Linked DNA regions of Homo sapiens: region 1 is linked to region 2. The links are chromatin contacts, found by Hi-C or POLR2A ChIA-PET in ENCODE. All regions are on one chromosome and are shown on one strand. The core of a region is the stretch at or near the end of the contact, and the rest is flanking DNA. Distances in the headings are between cores, read along the strand shown. Region 1 overlaps MLLT1 (MLLT1 super elongation complex subunit). Region 2 overlaps RFX2 (regulatory factor X2).

Region 1 (4,926 bases), core at 387-2,886, 160 kb before region 2:
GCATGCCACCACACCCAGTGAGTTTTTCTTTTTAAAAAAAAATTTTATTTGTTTATTTTTTGAGACGGAGTCTCGCTCTGTCGCCGAGGCTGGAGTGCAGTGGCACAATCTTGGCTCACTGCAAACTCTGCCTCCCGTGTTCATGCCATTCTCCTGCCTCAGCCTCCCAAGTAGCTGGGACTACAGGTGCCTGCCAGCATGCCCGGCTAATTTTTTTGTATTTTTAGTAGAGACGGGGTTTCACCATGTTAGCCAGGATGGTCTCGATCTCCTGACCTCGTGATCCGCCCACCTCGGCCTCCCAAAGTGCTGAGTTTACAGGCGTGAGCCACTGTGCCCGGCCCTCACATCCGGTGAGTTATTAAAAAAACTTTTTTAAGGGCTGGGCACGGCGGCTTATACCTGTAATCCCAGCACTTTGGGAGGCCGAGGTGGAAGGATTGTTTGAGCTCAGGAGGTTGAGACCAGCCTGGGCAACATGGTGAAACCCCATCTCTTTAAAAAAAAAAAAAAAGAAAGAAAGAAAGGAAAGATGGAAGAAAGAAAGAAAGAAAGAAAGAAAGGAAAAAAAGAAAAGATTTAAAAAAATTTTTTTTTGTTAGAGAGTCTCACTATGTTGCTAAGGCTGAGCTCAAACCCCCAGCCTCAAGTGATCCTCCTGCCTCAGCCTCCCAGAGTGTTGAGATTATAGGCGTGAGCCAACACACCTGGCCCCGTTCTTTATTTAACTTTTTGAGTAACTGCCAGACTGTTTTTCAGCAGCTGTGCCATTTTACATTCCCCCCCAGCCGGGTATGAGGGTTCTGATTTTTCTACATCCTCACCAGCAACTCATTTTCTGCCTTTTTGATTATAGCCGTCTGTCCTAGTGGGTGTGAAGTGGTACCTGGTTAGGTTTTGATTTGCATCTCCCTGACGGCCGACGGTAATGAGCATCGTTTTCATGTGCTTATTTGCAACCCATATATTCTCTTTGGTAAAGTATCTGTTCAGAATTTTGCCCTTCCCTCTCATTAAAAAAAATTGGGTTAGCTGTTTTCTTGTTGTTGAGTTTTAAGAGTTCTGTATATACTCTGGATACAAGTCCTGTACTTGGTATATGAGTTGCAAATATTTTCTCCAAGTCTGTGGCTTATCTTCTCATTCTCTTAATAGTATATTTTTGTCTAGCAAACGTTTTTTATTTTGATGGACGTCTTACTGTTGTTTTTCTGGCGAGTGCTTCTGGTTTTGTGTCTGAAACCCTTTGCCACACTTGAGGCCCATGCCTCTGTTTTCGCTGTCCGCTGGCGGCATGCACCAAGCCCACTGTTGAGAGAGGCGGGGGAGACTGTCAAAGGGTAGTGGGTATCTAGTAAGGGAGGCCCTTGTCATTTATTCTTCGCAAATGAGGGTTTTTTTTTTTTTAATGTTCGTTTACAGTGAGGAGGAGGAATTGCTTTTCTTCCATTCTTTGCTGGAGTTTCATGGATTTCTTCATGTGTCAGATATTTACCAAGTCTAGGCCCAGTGAAGACCAAGTGAACACGTTCCCCTCTCTTGTGGAGTTCACAGACTGACAGGGCAAGAGACGGCAGACACACGGGAGAGGAAGTGACCCATCAGAATGAGTTCCAGGAAGCCCAGGGGCTGGGTGCTATGAGTGTGTCACGGGGACCCAGTTAGAAAGGGTCGGTTGGGTTCTCTTAAGAAGCGAGATTGACTTCTTTTTTTTTTTTTTTTTTTTTTGAGGTGGAGTCTTGCTCTGTCACCCAGGCTGGAGTGCAGTGGCGTGATCTCGGCTCACTGCAAGCCCTGCCTCCTGGGTTCACACCTTTCTCCTACCTCAGCCTCCCGAGTGGCTGGGACTACAGGCGCCCGCCACCATGCCTGGCTAATTTTTTTGTATTTTTAGTAGAGAGGGGGTTTCACCGTGTTAGCCAGGATGGTCTCGGTTTCCTGACCTCGTGATCCACCTGCCTCGGTCTCCCAAAGTGCTGGGATTACAGGCGTGAGCCACCGTGCCCGGCCGATTGACTTCTTCTTATGTGAGGCTGAGAGGATGGGGTGGTCCCTTCTAGGGGGAGGGGCAGCTGTTTGAAAGGCAGAGTCCAGGTGATGAAGCGGGGCTGGGGCGAGTGTGAGGGAGGTGAGCTGGGTGGGCAGAGCTGCTCATCCGCTGGGGGTGACATGGTGGCATTTGCTGTTAGATCCTGCATAAGGGGTCGAGTCCTCTGGGTTCACCTGCCTCTTTGGGCGTAAGCTCTGTGGCCGTGGCTTCAGAAGCCCCAGCCAGGTGCCTGTCCCACGCCTGTCCCATGATGTTCTGGAGTAGGTCAGTGACATTATAATGCAGACCTGGCTCCATCTCTCCCAGAAGGAATTCAGTGGCTGCCAAACAGGAAGTGCTTGTCTGTGCCCTGGAGTCAGTTAGGAGGCAGGGTGAGGGCCTCGGGAGGGGCTGCAGAGCTGACCTGGGAGGCTTTGATGCCCTGGTCCTGGGCAGGGCAGGGGCCGGGGGCTGCCGGCCTCCCCGAGCCTTCCCGGGGTGGGGGCCCCCACTGACATGCATGGCCCTGCTCGGGCTGGGACTGGCTCTCGGGGTCTCTTTCAGCTTTACCGCTTGGTGACCCCGCCACGTTCCCGCTTTACGTTCCCAGCAGACTTTAGCATGGTTGATTTTTGTCTTGCTTTGTTTTGAGGCATTAGCCAAGATCAGCAGCTGGACTCAGGAGCTCTTCTCTGAGGCATCATTTGATGTGACTTAATTTCCTTGGCAATCCTTTTAGCTCTCACCTTTGTCGCTTTCATGCCAGTGCTGGCTGCCAAGTAGTCCTGCGTTTCTGGCTTGGTGTGCTTGGCAAAACCGAGAGGGGCAGAGAGAGCTGCTGTCAGATGGGGAGAGGGGTCATCTGAGATGACAGTGGCCTGCTTTCCTCTCCTGTGGCCGGTGTCGGCTCGCAGCCCCCCAGGTGCCCTGTAGATGCAGTCACATGAGGGGATGCTGGCCGGGGCACTTGTTTCTATTGAACCCGGTACCAACAGCACCAGGAAAGGGGAGTGTGGCTGTTTGGGGCGGTAAAACTTGCCCTGCCCCTGACGCCAGATTCCTCTTCCTTCAGTCTAAGTCTCCCGTGACTTCAATTGAAGGAACCCGTCCTGAGAGCAGGAGAGAAAGCACATGAGGGGTACACACTGATTGTGAGAGACAGTCCAGTGTTAGAAATGGCCAAGTGTGAAAAAGAAGTTTATTTTGGTTATTTGCCACTAATATTAGACCTCCTCCCCAACCCCTGCAACAAGCTGTCATTGGACAGGGAGCCACAGCCATCACCAGTCCACCGTGGCCTCCCACACGCAGATGTCCGAGGGCACAGGAAGGGCATTACGTGGAGAGTTTTAAAAGTAAGTTAAACCGCACTGGCCTCATAGCCTTAAGACCCTCAGAGGCATCTTCCTGACACATCCTGGGTGGCTTGTGTTGGGGGGCCCTAGGCAGTCGCACATGACAGGGGAGGTTCCAAGGACACCAAGCCGGGGTGCCCTCCATAGCCGCCACCCTCTGTAGAGTGGAGATGGCTCTTAGCTGCAAATGCTGCCCTATATGGGTTCCACTTGGGCTGCCCCTGCGTGCGCTCAGTTTGAGACTGGGGAGAGCAGGTCTTGAGGCAGGGAGGCTGGGAGGCAGGGAGCCCCCTCTGAGCCCCCATTGTCTTCTCCCCTTGCCCCTGACCTGCTGGCGCAGAAGCGGAGCAACGCTTCTGCAAGCAACTCCCTCCCTGGCTCCCAGGCTCCCAGGGCCTTGCAGAGTTCAGGAGGCGGGCAGCCCCTCTGGTGAGCCCATAGAGCGCTCCGCCAGGGACAATCGGCCGGTTGATGTGGCCGAGGGGGAGGCCTTGGCTGGTGGATTGCCGAGGGAGCCAGAACAGAAGCCACATTGTGTGCGGGGACCCAGGGCAGGGCCGAGCTGCCGCGTTGTGACAAGCCGCATGGATGCGTGCCAGCTGTGGCGCAGTCTGTCTTTCCCCAGAGCATCCTTCTGTTCCCTGAAGTGGGTCCCCAGATGCATCTGTGTTTCCTAGAGGGCGGGTCTGGAGCCGGGCAGAGAAGCACAAGGAAAGAACGAAGGTGCCCATCGCTGCAGGGAGAGAGGAGGTGCTGCGCAACCCTGCGCCCGCCACGGCCACCCCAGGACCTCCAAGGCTGGGACGGTGGGACGGCCCAGAGGCCCAGAATGCCTTCTCCTGGGTCCCTAGAGAAGGGGCTGGAAGAATTGGCTGGGCATTGAAAGCGCCCATTATGTTCCCCAATTTCCTATCTCGGCATGTACCTGATAAAATTCTTTCCTGGCTTCTCTGAGGCCATCTTTCCGACTGTTTGTGCCTCCTGTACAGGACGAAGGCATCTGCCCTGTGGCTCCCAGAGCAGGGAAGGTGCTGTCCAGCGGGGGTGCTAGGGGCCTGGCGCCCTGGAGCCCTGAATGGACCCTGCCTCCAGCTGGACTCTGCCTGGCAGTGGCTTGGGGGACACGGGCTCTCGGGATGGGGCGGGGGTCTAGGAGCTGTGGGTTCCGGCGGCCTCAGTTCAGGGTAGAGAGAGGCTGTCCTCATACTGGGCATGAGGGAGGCAGGAGGCCCCGGGACTGACCACTCGCAGGTCTCAGCTCAGCTGCTCTCAGCCTGGCAGCATTGGGCCGGTGACTTTCATGGGCTCATCTTGGGGATACCTCCTCCTGTCTTCATTTGTTATGGTCCAGATTTCAAACTGCCATTTTACAGGTGTTTACGTTGCTGGCTGCTTTCTGCCTTTTCTGGTGTCAGACTGAGGAGAAATCATTAAGTTTGGCTTCCAGTTAATAGAAGCCAAACTTTAAGTCTAAAAACGTCTGTTTCCATGGAGAGCATTTTAAAATGTGGTGTCTGCATTTCTGCCTCCTCCTTTTGGTTT
Region 2 (4,437 bases), core at 482-2,981:
TCTAAACAACAGGAATGTGTTGCAGTCAGCTCTGGAGGCTGGGAAGTCCAAGATCAAGGCACTGGCAGATTCAGTGTCTGGGGAGGGCCTGCTTTCTGGTTCGGCTTCTGCCTTCTAGCTGTGTCCTCACGTGATGGAAGGGGCAGGGGAGGTCTCTGGGGCCTCTTTTGCAAGGACCCTAATCCCATTCCTGTGGGTGCCATGCTCATGACCTAATCATCTCCCAAAGGCCCCACCTCCAGATGCCGTCATATTGGGGGTTAGGTTTCAACATGTGAGTTTTGGGGGGACACAACATTCCAACCATAGCACAGGGTCAGAATCCAGAGGACATGAGGGCTGGCCTCCCCCTTCCCTGTGACATTGCTCCAGCTCCTGCCCGTGCACACTCCCTTTTCAGAGACTGCCCAAAACCCCACATCCTCCGCCACTGAGATGGAGACAGGACAGGAGTGTTGGTCTTCACCCCCAGAGTGTCCCTGACCTGCTGGACGCAGATTTCTAGCGTGGTTATTTGTCATTACATGGGCTATTTGATACCTGCCCTTTTATTTATTTGGAGTTATTTTAGGCTCTGTTTTAAAGACATGAGTCCAAACATCTGAGTCTAATACAGAGTGGGCAAACTAGCCCATGGGCTAAATCCAACTCACTGCCTGTTTTTGTACAGCCCATGAACTAAGAATGCTTTTTTCCTACATTTTTAAGTAGTTGGAAAAATCAAAAGAAGAATATTTTAGGACATACAAAATTATCTGAAATTCACATTTCAGTGTCCATAAATTGTGCTTGCTTCAGCAGCAAATATACTAAAACTGGAACCATAAATAAAGTTTTATTGGCACACAGCCACAGTCATTTCACCCTACAATGGATGGGGTTGAGTCATCTTGACAGCGAGCGCTTGACCTGCAAAACCTAAAATATTTACTATTCCACATTTTACAAAAAAAGCTTGCCACCCCCTGGTCTAACGCACATTACTTGGCTATATGTGACTAGTACTCATGTGTATATGAATGTGATGCTGATTTTGAGGTTTATAAAACCCCTTAGGCTCTTCAATGGTGTTTAACATATTTTTGCTTTCTCTAAGAGAGAGAGGAATAATATTTACTTTGTTATCTTCTCCAGTTTGTTGTAATTAAAGAAGAGTCTTTGGCTACATCCATCTTGCAGGATGAATTTCGTTGCCTTCTTATACCTATGAGAACTGTGCCTTTAAAAAAAAATGCTGGGCTGGCATGGTGACTCAAGCCTGGAATCCCAGCACTTTGGGAGGCTGAGGCGGGTGGATCACCTGAGGTCGAGAGTTCGAGACCAGTCTGACCAACAGGGAGAAACCCCATCTCTACTAAAAATACAGAATTAGCGGGGCATGGTGGCACATGCCTGTAATACTAGCCACTCAGGAGGCTGAGGCAGGAGAATCGCGGGAGGCGGAGGTTGCAGTGAGCCGAGATCACGCCACTGCTGTCCAGCCTGGGCAACAAAAGTGAAACTCCGTCTCAAAAAAAAAAAAAAAAAAAAAAAAAGCTGTAGTGCCCTGGCCCTTCTCTGTGGCATTCTTCTTTGTCTTTCAGGCCCTGGCCAGCCTGGGTTAGGCTTAGAGCAGCACTCTGGGCTGGGAAGGGCTCTGTGTTCAGGGGTCATTGCTTCCTCTTTGTTCTCGTCTCTGACTCACCAACATGCAGCTCTGGGTGACTGTCCCTTGAGGACTGTGGCTTCCTGGCGGGTTAAGCCAGTTCTGGAAGTGGGTGTGCAGCTTATGGCAGCCAGGAGTGGTTTCTGAAATTAATTACTGCTCTAGATGATGATGTAAGGAGTGAGACTCCTGGGGAGAAACTGCCCATGTGGAGAAACCCAGCACCTGTAACCCATCACCTTCGTATCAAAACACGCTGTCCACCTAAGAAGGGCGAATGTGCCATGGCTAATCAAGGAAAATAATTTCTGTTTAGCTGTCAAAAAAGCTATTTCCATGATATCAGCCCTTTGATTTGGAGCTGAAACCTCCAAATCAAAATAAATTCTGCAGCATCTGAATCTTTTGTTGTAGCTGGATTTTTTAGAGTGAAGGCATTGCTAGGAATTACTGACAGAGTCCAGGGAGGGGCTAGAATTGGAATCGGGCTTCTCTGAGGTGAGAAAGTTAGTGGGGACTCGCCTTAATGCCTGGCTGTGGAACTGATCAAGGTCACTGGCTAGATGTGGTAAATCAGATGGGCTTCCTTGGGTTGGATGGGTGGATGCTAGAAAAAACTGCACTTCTCTCTAAGTCCCTTTACTCGCCTCTGGCAGGCATCTCCCTCCTGGGCTTCCTCTGATCCTCGATCCTCAATTCCTGGGCTTGGTGGACTGTGGGTTAATTATCTCCTAAGTGTTCTTTGAAAGCAGAGCCAATTATCAGCACAGTCCCTTCCCAGGCTGTTTGAATTCCTAAATACAGGGCAGTGGGAGGGAGGAGTAGCCACCTGTGGACTGTGGCTCCCTGCTGGAGACGGGTGTGCGTCTCGCTTCGCCCCTGTGAAGGTTATGCCTGTCGCCCTGTCTATCATGAGTCTGTCTCTGCAGCTTGTGGCTTCTGACCCGCTGCGACCATCTGCCTGTGCTCAGTCCCCACCCAGGAAGTGAACTGATTCTGTCACTTTCTTCTAAAGACCACAGATCTGCCTGGTTTATACAACGAAGCTCGTCTGAATTGGAGTCCTCAAATTTGTGAATTTAAGTTTTAAAAGATTAAAAAAAAAAAGACATACTGCTGTAGCCCAGTGGTTTTTAATCTTTCATCAGTCTGGATCTCTTTCAAAATCTGCTCAACACTGGGAATTTCTCCTCAGAAGAACAGGCATGGAAGGGCAAAAATTACATGACAATCTACGTTAGTAGTAAACAGAAAAGGCAGAGGTGCCCATGTGATGTTTGTATCTCTGTAGAGTTGTGTGGTCAGAACAGACAAATTCCCTTTGCAAATAATAGTAAGGAAGCGCATCACTGAAAACAGGAATGAGCCGTGTGCGTGGATGCATCCATTACTGTCAAAGGGGAGACACAGAAGTCATCTAATTCCTGTGAGCTTCTCTTGCAATTCACTTTTACAGTGCCCTTTCCGGCAAGATTAGATTCTTGTGTGTTATTACTTAACTTTAATTATTTGCTTATAATGCAGTCATGCCATGCATAACATTTCCGTCAACAGCAGACCACATATACAAGTGATCCCATAAGATTATAATGCTGTATTTTTCCTGTACCTTTTCTATGCTTAGCCATGTTTGGAGATACAAATACTTACCACTGTGTTACAATTGCCTGCACTGTTCACTGCAGTCACATGCTAGACAGGTTTGTAGCCTGGGAGCAATAGGTTATACCATACAGCCCAGGTGTGCTACGTAGGTTGTAGCGTCTAGGTTTCTGTAAGTATCACTCTGTGATATTCGCACAATGATGAAATTGCCTGAGGTTGCATTGCTGAGAACGTATCCCTGTCAGGAAGCGACTCATGGCCGTATTTTACTCCTGCAAGGGTGCCAAGATCATTCGATGGGGTAAATACAGTCTTTCCAATAAATGATGCTGGGAAAACTGGGTTTCCACATTCAAAAGAATGAAATTGGATCTCCCCTGCCTTTTTTTTTTTTTTTTTTTTTTTGAGACAGGATCTTGTTCTATCACCCAGGCTGGAGTGCAGTGGTACAATCATGGCTCACTGCAGCCTCGGCCTCCTGGGCTCAAGAGATCCTCCTGCTTCTGCCTCCCAACTAGCTGGGACCACAGGCATATGCCACCATGCCAGGCTAATTTTTAAATTTTTTATAGAGACGAGGTCTCACTATGTTGCCCAGGCTGGTCTTGAACTCCTGGCCTCAGGCAATCCTCCCACCTCACCCTCCCAAAGTGCTGGGATTACAGGCGTGAGCCACTGTGCCCAGCCAGGACTTTTATTTTATAACATACACAAAAATTAACTCAAAATGGATCAAAGACCTAAACATAAGAGCTAAAACTGTAAAATTCTTAGCAGAAAACATAGGGAGACATCTTTATGACACTGGATCTGGCAATGATTTCTTGGATAGGACATCAAAAGCACTCACGACAAAAGGAAAAACAGAAGGATTAGGCCATCAGCGTTCAAAACTTTTGTGCATCAAAGAACAGTAGCAACAGAGTAAAAAGACAACCCAAGGAATGGAAGAAAATGTTTCCAAATCATTTCTAATAAGAGGTTAATATTCAAAATAGATAAAGAATTTCTGTAACTCAGCAAAAAAATTTTTTAATGGGCAGAGGACTTGAGTAGATATTTCTCTTTCTTCAAAGAAGATATTCAGATGGCCAATAAGCAGTTGGAAAGGTGCTTCATACCAGTTATCATTGCAGAAATGCAAATCAAAACCCTAATAAGATACCACTTCACACCCATTACGATGA

What was found. A loop is a pair of places that touch in the nucleus more often than their neighbours do. ChIA-PET counts read pairs that join two places held with the same protein, here RNA polymerase II (POLR2A). Pooled maps may share reads with other maps.
Region 1: a pooled map shows a loop between it and region 2 (2.5-fold over the local background). The contact joins two enhancer-like sites. A Hi-C loop is called at or near these places in 2 of 50 pooled maps. POLR2A ChIA-PET finds 5 or more read pairs at or near these places in 3 of 52 experiments (MCF 10A, WTC11 and activated CD4-positive, alpha-beta memory T cell).

Annotation. Positions count from the first base shown.
Region 1 is chr19:6,240,846-6,245,771 of GRCh38, reverse strand. The region is part of intron 3 of MLLT1 (MLLT1 super elongation complex subunit); the gene reads left to right. Among named protein-coding and RNA genes, the nearest start is that of MLLT1, 37 kb to the left of the region's middle. RefSeq lists an enhancer at 1,559-2,273. Within about 2 kb of position 1,636, at least 9 of the 41 ENCODE cell types and tissues checked have a DNase peak (open chromatin) inside an H3K27ac peak, as active enhancers do.
Region 2 is chr19:6,085,310-6,089,746 of GRCh38, reverse strand. The region is part of intron 1 of RFX2 (regulatory factor X2); the gene reads left to right. Among named protein-coding and RNA genes, the nearest start is that of RFX2, 23 kb to the left of the region's middle. RefSeq lists enhancers at 1,966-2,465, 2,475-2,544, 2,466-2,967. Within about 2 kb of position 1,731, at least 33 of the 41 ENCODE cell types and tissues checked have a DNase peak (open chromatin) inside an H3K27ac peak, as active enhancers do.